Linked DNA regions of Homo sapiens: region 2 is linked to region 1. The links are chromatin loops, found by intact Hi-C in ENCODE. Cell type or tissue: heart right ventricle. All regions are shown on one strand. Each heading gives the region's core, and the rest is flanking DNA. Links, peaks and the distances in the headings are about the cores only.

Region 1 (7,789 bases), core at 1,980-5,979:
ATCAGTTAGTGGAAAGCAATCTTCTAACAGTAAATATGTTGTCCAGGCTGGGATAAGCATTGCTCCATGGAAAAAGCCCAGGCTTCCAAAGGGAAAAAGTCACTCATGGAGAATGGGTGCAGGTTCACTTCCAGTGGAGGCCTCTGTCCCCATTACAACTGCGGGATGTTTGTTTTTTTGAGGCTGCCCCACTTACCTTTCCCAAAGGGCTTTGTTTCCAAGGGCTTATTGTGCTATTATTACCTGTGTGTATGCTCCTTTTGCGAAATATCATGAGGGAAAGAAAAATATTATCTCTTCATTTTGGAACAGGAAGATAAATCAACAAACATGTATATTCTATATATCTGTTGTAGCTGTGTAATCTGATACGTGACATCCTGATATGGGACATTCCAAACATCAAACTCAAAGGTTCATAACTTTAGAGACAATAGCTGTGACACACGCACAGAGATGGAGACCTTAATTTCAAAGAAGCTGCACTGTGCATGACTGTCCATGACAATTCTCTAGACGGACGGAGCACAACAGCTTAGCCATGTGTGCTGGAGGCCTGCTAAGTACACAGACACACAATTGGCGCTCTTGGTTTTATCAGTGGCTTTATGTGGCTGCCTTCACATGGCTGTGAGCTCACAGAAAACTGTGACCACAGCAAGCAGGGGCTGCAGGAGGTTTTGCTAATGAATTAATGACGAGGATGAGGCAGTACTAGGTGGCAGTGGATGAAGGACCCAGGAAGAGGTTTTAGGTTATTAGGATTTTGTTAATGTACATTTTTAACAGGATAGATTTTCCTACACTATGACAAGACCTGTTAACACAGCTGCTAACAACAAAGGATTTAGAATGAGATGAGAATAGGTTTTAATTTCCATTATTCCTGGCTGAGAGCCCTGGGGCGAGTTGCTTACCCAGTGATGTTTTTGGTAACGTGGGGATGATGTCTTCTGAGGCAGAGCAGTGTCTGGTGAGATTGAGGTCACGTAGTGCGGTGTTTACAGACGGGATCTGGCACCCAGTGAACACTCAACGACAGCTGTGTGTGCGTGTGCCTGTGTGTGCGTTTTGGAAGGAAGGGGAAGAATAGTCCATGAACGGAAAGGTAAAGTTTGTTCGTGGTTGAGGGTGCCTGGAAGGGAGGTGGGTGGGCAATAGCAGAACAAAGAGCCTGAAAAGGAACTTGGGGCACATTCCAAAGACCCCTGTTCTAAATGCCTTGCGAAGGTGAAGGCAAGGGCCACCATTTAGCATGCCCGGAACAGGGCTAAAGAGGGGAGCCCTTTCCCTAGGGCCATTGCCATGTAAGGTACGGGGCATCACCTTTTTCTGACTGAACAGCTCTATAAATAGTCACAGGATATTTTCTGTAAATAGTCATCCTTACTCCCAGTTCAGCTTTGTACCTGGTTTCCTTTTCCTCACCTCACCGTACAACAGGAGGCACAATGTATCCACTTTGTTCGCCTGGAAGGCAACAGAATGATCTTAAAATAGTACCCATGGCAGGTATGACTGAGGAAACGGGGTCCAGGCGTGTTGCAGGCACATATGTGTGCACTGGGGTTTGGGCATTGGGAAACACAGAGCTGCTTTCCATTAAAAGAAGACTAAAATGCAAATGCAGATACATAACTCCGCCACACACTCAGACAAAACACCACACACTCACACATGCCTATAGCACACACACATAACATCACACACTCACACATGCCTACACCACACACTCACACATAACACTACACACTCACACATGCCTACACCACACACTCACACATAACACTACACACTCACACATACCTACACCACACACTCACACATAACATCACACACACACGCCTTCACCACACACTCGCACAAACCTCACACACATACACATAACATCACACACACATGCATACACTACACAGTCACACAAAACACACTCACACAAACACCACACATTCACACATGCCTACACCACACACTCATACGTAACATCACACACTCACACATGCCTACACTACACACTCACACATAACATCACACAGTCACACATGCCTATACTACACACACAAAACACCACTACACACTCACACAAAACACCACACTCACACATGCCTAAGTTACACACTCACACAAAACACACAATCATAACATCACACACATGCCTACATCACACACTCACACATAACATCATACACACGTGCTCACACTACACACTCACACAAACACCACACACACAAAACACCACACACTCACACATGCCTATACCACACACTCACATATATAACATCACACACACATGCCTACACTATACACTCACACATAACCACACACTCACACATGCCTACACTACACACTCATACATACCTACACACACTTATACAGACCTACACCACACACACATCATACACACACTCACACCACACACACACACTCACCACACACTCACCTATACCTATACCACACACATACAACACTTCATACTCACACATGCCTACACTACACACTCACACACACACTCACATATACCTGCACCACACATTTACACAGAACATCATACACTCACACATGCATACACACACATATAACACAAGCTCACAACACCACACACACACTCTCACATGCCTACACCACACGTTCACACACAAGATACAGAGAGAAGAGTCTGGCGCCTGCTTCCTGACAAATGGTGCCTCCTTCTATTTGCTGATGAGTTTGAGGAAAACCTCCTTTCAGTTCAGCGTAATACGTTAATGTGGCAGCTTGATGCCATTAAGTACTTCTAGAACATTTTTGACTGTTATACTCAGTTAAAAGTCAATCTAACTATGGGGTCTAAAATTAGACACACGTCTATCTCATCATCTTCAGACACTGTCAATTTCTCATGATTTAACTTACATTGCCTTTTATTCTTTATATCTGCTCTTTTCTGTGTATTTTCTCATGCAAGTATCCCATACACCCTAAAAAGTGGATAAAAAGAAGAATCTTAACAAATGTTAGTATAGAAATGACAGGGTGAATCCATAGTACCATCTAGAGTCTTGGCAGATCATGACAATCTTTCTAATAAGCAAAGCATTCTTTTACTCTCCGAGAAATTTTGAGAGGTTTGAGAAGAAAAATAATGTATTTTCTTCATTTCATCAGTGTAGCTCTAAAGAATTAAATCTATGTATGCTGACAGTCATCACTCCTACAGAATCTTTTCATTTCCCAGAAACGCCTCTACTTTTCAATCATCAGACCACTAAGATATTGCTGAAAGTAATTGGGGTATTACAGGGCCTAGTTTTTACCATGTGAAATTCTATCCTAGACATCAATTTCTGATTATATATCCTGGAGAAAGAATATTTTAAAATGTTACATAAAAAATAATCTTATTAAATATGGGGAAATATTCAACTGGTTGTTTAAGCAAATGAACCTTAAATCAAAAATCGGGTTTGAGTGCAAAGTAAAGTGTGCTAAAGAAAAGCAAAGAAAGAAAGAAATACAAAGTGTGAATGATTTTTTTCATATGCTCCCCCGTTTCTGTTAAAATGCATTTCCTTATTTCGGGCAAGCTGGCTGTCCCTGGCAGTGTATCTGCCTGTTAGGAATATCTCCTTTTTGCAGAGTTGCCTAAAGCTATCAGTGGTCCCTGTTTCCTCTGAATTAATGTCATTGATAAGCGGTAAAAGGGAGAAATGTTGGCAATATATGATTATAGATTAAATGATGCAATTTCAGGGTCAGTTCTACAGAAAGCACTTATAAGACTCTGACAAGTGAAGATGAATGGAAATGAAGGAGTGCATTTTCAACAGAGCCTGGTGCCCGCCGGCTTCCAAGGCTCTGCTGCCATCTGCTGGCCGCGGCGAGGCACGGGCGTGCCCGGCCACACACTTGCTTCTGCTGTCTCTCATTAAGGGAACAGTTCTCATTTTAGGTCGCAGCTTACCTTCGGCATCCATAGACCTGTCAATTAGCCCTCTCCCTGTATTCTGATTCATTTCCAGCAGCAGACGTGCCAAAGACTGGCAGGAACTCAGGGAAATATATCCTGAGCACAGGTGGTATGTTGAATATGCCTTGGTGCTTTATTTGAACTAACCAACTGATACATTTAAACAATATAGGCATGAGACGGAGGGGGAAACTAGGAGACAGAACTGGCGATAAATTTGAGGTAATTATCTAAAATTGTTGCTTTACGATTTGTTTTCTTTGTCCCTATGCTGTCAATAAATGCATACGTTGCATTTTGACACTAACGTAATTTAGTTAAAATCCAGGAATGCGTTCGGCAGCTGCTTTTCCAAGTGTGCACACACAGCTTCTCTCAGGAACCAAGAGTCACTGCCTCCCCTCCTCTCCTTCCCATCTCAAGGGTGCTGGAAATAAATTTGATGCGGTAGGTCTAATTTTATTTTATTTTTTTAAATTGACTCAGTATTTGATTTCTCCCTAGAGACTCACTGCTACCTCTAGGTCGAGATGAGATTTCTGTCGTGCATTAAGCTAATTTGGATTGTGAATGAATACAAGTCCAGGAAGTCGATTCTGAGACCCGATACCCTGCGAGGGGAGTGCAGGATAAGCAGGAGACATTAATTAGCGCTGCCTTAAGCAGTTTTACCGACGCAGGCGGGACTGTGGTGGAGCACTGGAGATGCTGCGAGCCCTGAGCTGCCTTCACAGCCTTGTTGGGTGTGCTGCTGGATCACACTGCATGAGAAATGGAAGCAACCTATCTGTAAAGAGCCTGCAAACCTCAGGACGCTCTGGAAGCCAGTGGAATAATTACAGTGGGATGAGGCTGCAAGTCCCCTTGCTTCCTGAGCTGCATTCATGGCTGTGTGAAGGGGAGAAAGGAATACATTTGAGGTCTTTTCATGGAAGACACAGATATTTTAATGTTGCGATACCATCCAACAGGGTGAGCTGAGAGAACCAACACTAAGAGTTTCACAGATAGAACACCACTATTCCCTGTGTAAAACAGGAGGTAGGCAGGCGTAGGCCTCCCCTGGAAAACAATGTTTTAAGAGCTCATAAATACCTAGACGTCAAATCATCCTCGTTTCTAGTGTTTGTATAGATATTTCCAATAATATATTTAGTGGGCTCACTTTTTTATTTTGTGCATTTATCCTGGTTTATTGTTTATTTTTCCTGAATTATTGGCCAATGAATATTTATATTAGAACAGAAAAAAATATATTCTAAAATTAATGTCATAAAAATAAGTTACATCAGTTAGATGTCCTCTGCATGAGAAAGGGATAAGATGGATTGCTAAATATCCCCTGGGGCTGAGCCAGCAAGACTAGGACTGCACACCCCTCATCATTAGCAAGGACACAAAATCACGGAGGAGACCCAGTTGGCCAGGGCAGACCAGCCAGGCAGTGCTGTGTCGAACGCATGATGAATGTGGTGGATGCATTGAGCTCTCTTCCCAGCTGAGGAGTTAAAGAGAAACATTTAGTAAAAAGGGCCAGGATTTAGTCACAATGCTACCCTCTCCCGATAGAATAATTAAGCAATGAACACAGCTGCACATTTCTGGAATGGACACTGCGAGAAAGGTGTAGTTTTTCCATGTTGTATGGCATTTGTTTTCTTGCAAACAGGCAAGCACGGGCTAGGACTGTTTCTACGCCTGTCTGCACTGTGATATGCACTGTCTTCGCTGCAGAAGAGCACCACAATGCTGCCTTCATATTCCGGAACATGCCAGGCTCAGTTTTCTTTCTTTAAGTCCTCATTTTCTGCTTAATGTGCATACTAGGGCTAAAAAAAGCCTAACTCCTATTTTCTCCCTTCTCCTGAGGTCCTTCTGGGTCAAGATGGCTCCAGGCTGACAGGGTTGTGGGAAGGCGCGGTCTGGCTCTAGTCTGATTCTCCAATCAGAACACAAGACAGTGAGCGTTAAGCTGTCCTTTCCGCTGCTGAGTGACCTTGGAGGACTCATTAATCTCTCTGGCCCCAGTTTCCTCATCTCTATGGTAAGGGAAATGGCGGCAGAGCTCCTCTCAAACGTCAGTTATAAAGCTAAGATAAGCGTGTATCCAGAAAGCAGTTAAGAACGGTACAGTTGCTCAGTGTTGTAGCTGTTATTCCGTTTAACTTAAATTTGTTGAGCATCTGGCATAACCAGGTACAAGAAAATATCACGTTTAATCCCAAGAACAACTCGGTCAGATTGATATTAATATCTCCATTTGGGGAGTGAGGGATCTGTGTCTGACAGAAGTTAAAATGTTGTGTTTAAGGTCACACAAGGAGAGTGATGAAGCCTGCATGTTCACTGTGGACTCAGAAGCCACTGGGCTTTGTCATGTTGCCCTCTGCCCCCACCATTCCATAATAGAGAAAGGGATTGAGCCCTGGAAGTTATATCATTTAAATATCTTGAGAGTATAAGAGGTGGAAGCAATTTCTCCCAGCTGGGTGGAGACAACATCGCTAATTCCTGAGAGGTGTGGACATGTGTTCCAGGAAGAGGGAAGACCTTGAGTAAGTGTCTGGAGGTGAGAGAACAGGTAAGTCTGAGAAGAGGAAGGTGATGTCCATGTCATTGGACCGTTTTTGAGGGTACATGCAGGAGAATATGTGTGACTAAGAATTGTAAATGTTGTTTGAGGCCAAATTTGGAGAGATTTGAGTGCCAGGCAGGATTAGGATTTTAATCCCTCAGCCACCAGTGTTTTTGGTGCAAGGTCAATACACACTCAGTGCTGTATTCCAACAGCAATGTATACAATTTATTACAGAGAAGGGAGGTGACCAGCTACCAGAGTATCACAACTGCAAGAAGCTGAGGTTTTGTGGTACTGGGGAAAGAGGAGTGATCCACAGGCCTTACTAATTCTCTCCCTTCCAGACTGTATTAGTTAAGATTCTCTAGAGGGAGAGAACTAATGGAATATATATATATATATATATACATATATATATATATGTATATGTATATATATATGTATATGTACATATGCATATACAGATATATCTGTATATGCATATATATATATCTGTATATTCATATATATAATGGTTCTCTAGAGGGACAGAACTAATGGAATATTTATATACATATATGTAATATATATGCATATATAAATATATATACACGTATATATGTATACATGTGTATATATGCATATATGTACGTGTATATACATATACACGTACATATATACACATATGTGTGGATATACATTTATATGCATATGTGTATATATACACAAATACATGTGTATATATACACAAATACATGTGTATATATACACATATATGTGTACATAAGTATATGTAGATATGTGTATGTGCACATGTGTATATATGTATATATGTATATATACATATATACATGCGTGTATATATACATGCATATATATACATATACATATATACATGCGTATATATGTACACATATACATATACATATATACGTGTGTATATATGTACATATACACATATATATGTATATGTATATGTATATGTGTATATATGTATTATGTATGTGTATATATATAATTATGTACATTTATATGCATATATGTATACATATATATGCATATATATACATATATGTGTACATGTATGCATATATACATTACATATATGTATGCATATATAAATATATGTATACATATATGCATATATAACATATGTACATATATGCATACATATATGTATGCATATATAACACATATATGCATACACATATGTATACATATATGTATGCATATATGCATACATAACACATATGTATACATATATGTATGCATATATATGCATATAT
Region 2 (7,789 bases), core at 1,355-5,354, 1.5 Mb before region 1:
TTTTTTTTTTTTTTAATTTTGTGTGAGTCTTTCTCTGTTGCCAAAGCACTGGATCTTGGCTCACTGCAACCTCTGTCTCCCAGGTTCAAGTGATTCTCCTGCCTCAGCCTCCCGAGTAGCTGGGATTACAGGCGTGCACCTCCACACCCGGCTAATTGCTGTATTTTAGTAGAGACAGGGTTTCACCATGTTAGCCAGGCTGGTCTCCAACTCCTGACCTCAGGTAATATGCCTGCCTCAGCCTCCCAAAGTTCTGGGATTACAGGTGTTAGCCACTGCCCCCGGCCTGCGTCATCTGCTTTCTATCAACATTTTAAAATCGCTTATGATAGGATAAACAATTAAATAAGCAAAACAGCTTTTAGAGAATGAGAAAAGAAAAAGAAAGATGATGTATCCATGTAGGTTCAGCTAGTTTTTATGTGCATGAGAGTCACTACTAACATTCTGGTAGTTTAGAGGATGTCACTTTGAGCTGAACTATCTAGTTATGTTTATTTGAGAAGTGGAACCTGAGTTGATATTAACAGCTGGTATGATTTAATGAGGTGAATGGGAAGGTGGAGGATGTTCCAGGAGAAGGGAAGGTGCAGCATTGCCAGCACCATGGTGATGGGCAAGGCTTAGGAAATAGGTACGGATTTAGTTAGTTGGAATGGCAAATGCATAGATAGAAGTAGTGGGAATAGATAGAGACTACAGAAAGCAGACCAGGTTAGGGCTAGATTGTGGTGGGCCTTGAAGGCCAGAATACATAGTCTGAATTTTATTCTGAAGGTTGTAGGGAATCTTTAAGGCTTGGATTATTTGGGGGTGTCAGAATGAACTCTTTGTGCATAAACTGAGAATGTATACAATATATATGGGTTTAAAGTAGACATTGGATGAAGTGTGAAGAGTCAAACTATTATATACGTGGCTAACCCTTTAGGAAAATTTTTTGAGTAGTGATATTTTCTCAAAATAGTATTAATAAAAATATTTATATTGAGTTTTCTGTATTTTAAACTCCTTAAAGATTTTTTAAATTTTGTTTTAACTAGAAACAAGTCTTTGTTTTCCTTACCTACAGGTTAGTGTATTCATCCTGAAGGATTGAGAACATGTGGGGCTCATTTGTTTAGCTGTCAGAGCCCAATTTTTAGTTAGAGAATTGAGCTTTTATTTCTATATGAGCTAAAGACAATTGAAGAGACTCTTGGAGAAAATCTTAGGAATTCTTGAATTAATTTGCCTTGAAGAAAATTTTGTCCCAATTTCAGAGATCCTTTAAATATGTTTTACCAAGTTTGATGCGGGCTTTTAAAATTTAATTGTATTAATTTTTGTGTTTATTTTAGGTAAATGAGAGATATCTTGACATTCTATCCCTAGAGAGATACATATTTGTGTATCTTTAAAAGTTAACACTTCCTTACATAGTGACATTACACTGAGCAAGATGGATTAATCCTACAGATAACGTAATAACCAGTCCATATTCAGATTTCTGTAGTGGATCCCCTGATATTCTTTATAGCTGGATTGTTCAAACCAGAATCTTACTCAATACTGCTCATTAAATCTGGTTGTTACGCCTTTTTAAATCTAGAACCATCTCTTTTTTTTTTTTTTTCAAATGACATTGATTTAACTTGTTCAGGGCTTGTTCCTTTATGCCCTGTGTATCTATTAACATTGGAAGCTAGTTCTAAAGTAGGTTCAAGAATAGCATCTTCCACTGGAGTACTTCATAGGTGCTGCTGTGTACTTTGTTATCTTACATCAGGAGGCACAGTAACTGGCTCTGCCATCAGATAAGGAAAGATTGATACCTGGATTAGAGTGGTGATAGATGGATCCTTGTACTTTAAAGGTAGTTTTTTTTGTTTTGTTTTGTTTTGTTTCCCCACTTGGAACCAGAAGGTGCCCCATCGACCAAAGGTGCCCCGTCAACATTCACACCTGGTTTTGACCAGTTTTTTGCCTGAATCAGTTTCATCAGAGCTTGCACCATGATGATACTTTAATTCTGCCATTCTTTCTGCAATTACTTGGCATCCTTTGAAAGGTACAGCTTTCTGACCCCAACACGGAAATACATTGCGATTTTGAAGTGAGTTTCTAATGGGGCAAGCCAGATATATGCTGCTGCTTATTATTACTTGGTTCTCAAAGTAAAGTGTTGGTTTGCTAGTTGCTTCAAATGGAGACCAATGAATTTTTTCTCTCTTTTCTAATCATCTTTGTAGACTCATGGATTTCATAGATTCAATGTACTTAAGTCAACTATAATTAATTTTGATGTTAAAATTATTACAACTTTAGCCATTGATAATTAAACTGGCTCCTGTGTCTGTTGAACTGCTGCTTGCTTTCTGGGGCACAAGGCTTCCCTTGTGCCTTGTCTGCCTTGCCTGTTCTGGAGCTACACTTGGCCATTTCTCCAATAGGAATGGTATGAAATACTTGAATTTAGGTGTTAAACATGTTCATTACTCTCAGGATGTGATTACTTCTGAGCCATTTTCTATGGACAGTATTGACTTTAAAATTCATTCATTCATTTTTATATTTTCAATTCAATTTTTTAACGTTACTGTTAATTTTATACTCGTACCTTTTTTTTTTTTTTTTTTTTTTGCTGGCCACAGCTAAACTAATGTTGTTCTTGATGGTGACATACTTATTTGCTTTATTCTACAATATTAAGGAAAATACTTTCAAAATAACAAAATTAATAATATTACTAATAGCAGTAAAACTATCTTTAAAATTTTTAAATTTGTTTTAGACATGTTACCAATAATATAGCCAGTGACCCATTTTTCTGGTTGATGACAATTATTTTCCTTTTTTGGTGGGGGGGTCCTCATTCTGTGTATACTAAGTTTTAATTTCTACTGAATCTTGTTTTTGACTTTTTGATGCTGTCATTTATTAGCTGTGTTCTTTTGTTGTACTTACTGCTTCTATTAGCTTTTACCTTATGCTCAGCAGACATGGAAAATACACATATATTTTAATGTCAGGTGCGTGCGTGTGTGTGCCTGCATGTGTGTGCGCGCGTGTGTGTGTGATGGCAATATGATCCAGAAAGATAACTTACAAGGAGATGGTTGTTTATACTAGTGCTTTGTATCTTAAGCACGAAGGGTAGGGAAAAAAGAATATGACAGGCAAAATGTTTCAATTTAGTGAATTCTTCTGAATAATATCAGTAAAAATATATATAGATCTTTAAAGCTTTTAAAGTCATATGAAGTAGGGGAAACCTCATAGGTAGAAAGTAAGTCTTAAAATTGTATTTCTTAGTAGTTGCAAAATCTCTAGTGCAAACTTGTTGTCATTAAGAACTTTTAGTAGTAAGGAACTTATGTTCCAGCAGATGGGGATGTTAGTACACAAAAGAGAGCACTCAGTGATTAAAATGTGTTGAGAAATAACCCTTTTGCCAGAATAGGAAAATGTTCTCCTTTAAATTGTAAGGGAAGAGTTGCTCAGGAATGTGACAAATAACAGTTACCTAATTGAGTATTTTCATTGGCATGTGAAAAAGTTGTCATAGTTCTTTAAAGAACTTGTCTTTTTAAGAGACTATATGTTGGTATGTTGACCATATTAAATGTAACTAGTTTAGTACATCAGATTGATTGCAGCTATTTTCTGAAATAGTTTCTGCCTTTACAACTCAGTTGTTTGAAGGGTTTTTGTTTTGGTGGGTGACTGAGTCACATATATTGAGAGGTATCCTGTTTGTACGTTTTCTTTGTAATTATAAAGTCTTTAGGCAGTTTATTTCTGTTTATTAAAATAAATCAGAAGAAAATGTGTCATAGTTTACTATATGTTATATGAAGAGAAAGTTCTTTTGGGGATCATAGTTTTATCATAGTAATAAAAAATTATCAGCAGTAAAAAAGATAGTCTTATCTCACTTTTATTATAGTTTATAGCATTACGACATACTGTTAGCTTTTTTAGTAGGTAAATACTACATAGATTGCTTTAACATATGCTTTGCAATTGTTGAAATACTGCTCATTTAAGTTCCTTCTTAGATGTGATTCAGAAGTGTACTTTAATGTATTTAAGTTATATTTTCCTAGTTCAGTTATATTGAGCTTTTTTTTTTTTTAAACTGTCAAGGCAATTTAAAATACTCTTGCCTTCAGTGACTTGAAATTGAACTCTGCACAGGAGAGAAGAATATGTCTTGTTTCTATATAGAGAACCAAGGAGGAAGAGATTGACTTTGCCACCTTTGTAACTGATAATAACTTGCATTTTAGTCCCTGCTCCCCAGCCCCACTTTTTTCCTTTTCTGTTATTCCTAAAATGTAGAGAATTGGAGATCGATCCACAGATTTTCAGTTCATCTTTGGCAGTAGCATGGTTTGTAACTTTTTTCATTCCTGGAAGAAGCAGTGGTGAGGGCACAGAGATAGCGTAGCACATTGTCTTTGAACCTTAATGGGAATTACTTCTTTTCAGGGAAATATAGCAATGGCCAATTTTGTCTATACATTTTAAGATTGTTTCTTATAGTTGTTAGAGATTTTATGAGAAGCTTGAATTTCTTTCAGTAATCCTAAAGAACTGTTATAAAGAACTTATTTATCAGAAGAAATATTCCTTATTGGGAAAAACTAAAATATATCAATTAAAAAGTTAAAAGTACTCATCATGCACTGATAGCTGCTCTTAATGTTTCCTTGTAGTCCCCCCCCACCAGTGTTTATGGATGTAGCAAAATTGGAATTACGGTTTTTAAAAAAAATTATATCATGAGCAAAATTTTTCCTTGCCATTTCATATTCTTTGCAAATATAATGTTTATAGTAATATATTTCATGCTGTCGAGGTATATTATAATTTACTTAACTAATCTGTTGGACTTGCCACTTTGCTTTCAGGAAATGTGTGTAATGATAGCATTAAGTGGCTTTAGAAGTTACTTTTTTAAAAGCCTTAAGTTACAAAATACTGTAACTGGGAATTATGAATACCAAACTCTTATTTTTGCAATGCAGTTAATCTGAAATAAGCATTTTATGTTGCATTGCAGTAGAAACTGGTTGTTAGGATGCAACGTGATTTTCGAATAATGTCAGAGTTGCATATTTCATGTATTAGTTTTTAGTGACTTAACATACTTAATTGAAACTTTTCATTCTATTCTAGGCTGTTTGGTTGTATGCTATTAATATGTGTGCGATGTTATGAGGGACACACTAAAGCTTCAAATTCATTCCTTCAAGTTATCTCAGTAGTTGGAAAGAATATGAAAATAAGAGTAACAAAGGAAATAGAAACATACCAAGAAGACTAAAGACTGGTGCTAAAGAGGGTGTTTTTGGCTGAGGAGGCTATGGAATGTTTCAGGAGAGGAGGTAAAATTTCATCTGGCTCTTAAAGGACAGGTAGGATTGAAGTGGAGAACAGGTAAGGGAGTGGCGTTCTAGACACAGGGAACGGTGTTCTTGAATGTGGGAACATTCTGAGTAGGAAGGTGTAAATAATTCTCTATTAGAGAGAGCTTTTTATACCTTTGGTCTTAGCTTTTTCCTTTATCTGCCTCCATATTTCTGTTTTTAGTCCAGATTTTCTTATCTCTATCCTGTACAGGCATTACATTATAGAGTGATATATTAATGTGGTAGATTGCTGTGATTGCTGCTGTCCTTCTCTTCCCTTCATTTTCAGATGTTCTTTTTTCTTGACTTTGACTCTCTTTAGGTTTTTGGAGAAGAGGGGTATCTTACTGCCTAACTTTTAATTTTAACTATTGTTTATCTGTATGCTTAATTTGGCTTTTTATTTTTTTTGTTTTCCTAGTGCATTTGGATTTTACTTAGCTTTTATTATGAAGCCATGTGTTTCAGTTTTTTTCTGTATGTGTAGGTGATTGGGCTTATGAATTGATCAGGAGCATGGAGGAATAGGTACATCTGGATTAGCGAGTGTGTGAATTCTTGAGCTGATGGGCCTAAGCTCTAAAGGATAGATTAGTTGTCAGCATATTCTGGTCTAGATAGTATGGCATAGTTTTTACCAGTATGCTTTCTTTTCCCCATCTTCCCAGTTTGCTTTTTACTCTAATGGCTTGAAAAAGTATAGGTTAGGTTGGAAGTGAGAGAACAAAAATCTGCTAATTTAACTCTGAACAAGGAAGGCTTTAGGCTGATGTTTGAAAAGTGTGTTCCATGGAATACTGGTCTCCTGAGGTAGTCTGAGAAAAGAAGGGTCCTGTAGTCCAGGAAGTTCTGCATACTCCTTTTGTGAATTCAGGATGTGTTGCCATATTAAGTCTCCAGGATTTGCAGTCAAGAAAGTTAACTTGGTTTAACTGAGCATTTTCTGAAATTACTTGGTTAAGGAAATACGGTTTTTCTTTCTTTTATTCTTGGTACTAGTTCTGAGGATATGTTAAGGGAAATTTTAGGGGATTGTTAAAGATCTGTGGATCCTTGGGTGGAGGCAGGTTTAAACAATAATTGTTTGGGAATCTTAATTTTGAATGAGAGTGCTGGCTCAAGTCAAATCAAAGTACCCCTTGGAAAAAAAAAAGTTATATTATTCCACTTAGGTTGGGCTTCAGGTTTCAATTGAAAGGAAGCAAGAAAACTGTCCTTGTCTGGCTTTCATTAAATAACAATTCAGTCAAATGATTTCAGTAATGAATTTTGTCTAACTCAAATGCATTTGTTATTTAAATAAAAATTAAGATGTGCTGTTTTTTAAAAATGTAATTCTCTAAATAAAAAAAATTAACATAGAATCCTGCCAGCTTAAACATCAAACTGAAACTTACTTTAAAATAGGTATATACAGAGAAATATGCTCATGTTGTAACTCATGCCTGGTTTACATCTACATTTTTTAAATTTGGGAATGACTGAATTGTGAGGTGAAGAGGAATTAGTAAATTTTGGAAAGAAAAATACTTATCTTTGTTAGGTCATTTAAACAAACATTAAGATGCAATTTTGTGAGATCTGTCAGTAACACCGGTTGTTTTCTGTGAACTTAGATTTTAATCTATTAATAGAATATATTATCTCCCCTCATTCAGTTATATCATAAAGTTTTGGTGACCTTTGTAGCCTTTATAAAAGGGAAGTCTAAGGGTGGATAGTAGAATAGCATTTTATTTGGAAGGCCCTAAAGATTTTTGTAAAAAAAAAAAAACAAAAAACTGTTCTTATTAAAAAAAAAAAAAAACCCTGTAATTCTGCAATTTTAAAGCGGGTGTGGATTTGAGAGATCGTAGACCCATTCTTCATTATATATGTAAATGCTGTTCCTTTACAAAGGATATGAATACATTTTATATTTTGGAAACTGCTGGTTTCAGGCATGTTAGATCATTTGGCTCTTGGGACAGAAATATATTTAAGTTACATTATTAACAAGTAAGAGTACCTTTGGGCCTGATCCCCTCTAAGCAGAATAATGTCATGACTGATAATTGTGTAATGTGGCTACCTTCTGTTGTGAATAGTCTTAATTAATTTAATTCTGTTTTGTTGCTGGAAGTATCTACCCAGGGTATTTTAAATTCTTCCTCCAAATAAGAATACAATCAAGCATCTAATGCACAGTCATATTATCATTAAATTGATGTTAAACCAAAGACAAAGGCTCTCCTAGGTAGTGTCCATTAGCATTTTCCAGCAGGGTGAATCTAGGTCTAGGAACAATTCACTGAATATTTGCCTAAGGGTTTTCACTTTCCATGTTTTACACAATATAAATAATTTAAAATCCCCCCCCTTTTTTTTTTTTTAAAGAGATGGGGTTTCACCCT

What was found. A loop is a pair of places that touch in the nucleus more often than their neighbours do. Peaks named below come from ENCODE experiments on the same cell type or tissue, not always from the same donor. Only the 100,000 strongest peaks of a DNase experiment are listed, where the experiment ranks them.
Region 2: it touches region 1 in a loop (14-fold over the local background); 42 of 110 quality-filtered maps call a loop at or near these places.

The regions. Positions count from the first base shown.
Region 1 is chr6:164,923,888-164,931,676 of GRCh38, forward strand. No RefSeq gene overlaps it. Among named protein-coding and RNA genes, the nearest start is that of MEAT6, 110 kb to the left of the region's middle. In heart right ventricle, for the core only: CTCF peaks have their summits at 3,026, 3,848 (motif pointing left) and 4,056; a DNase peak (open chromatin) is centred at 3,864; H3K4me3 peaks cover 1,000 bases.
Region 2 is chr6:163,424,644-163,432,432 of GRCh38, forward strand. The region is part of intron 1 of QKI (QKI, KH domain containing RNA binding); the gene reads left to right. Among named protein-coding and RNA genes, the nearest start is that of QKI, 14 kb to the left of the region's middle. In heart right ventricle, for the core only: a CTCF peak has its summit at 3,360; no DNase peak of the experiment used is centred there; H3K4me3 peaks cover 1,711 bases; H3K27ac peaks cover 2,066 bases.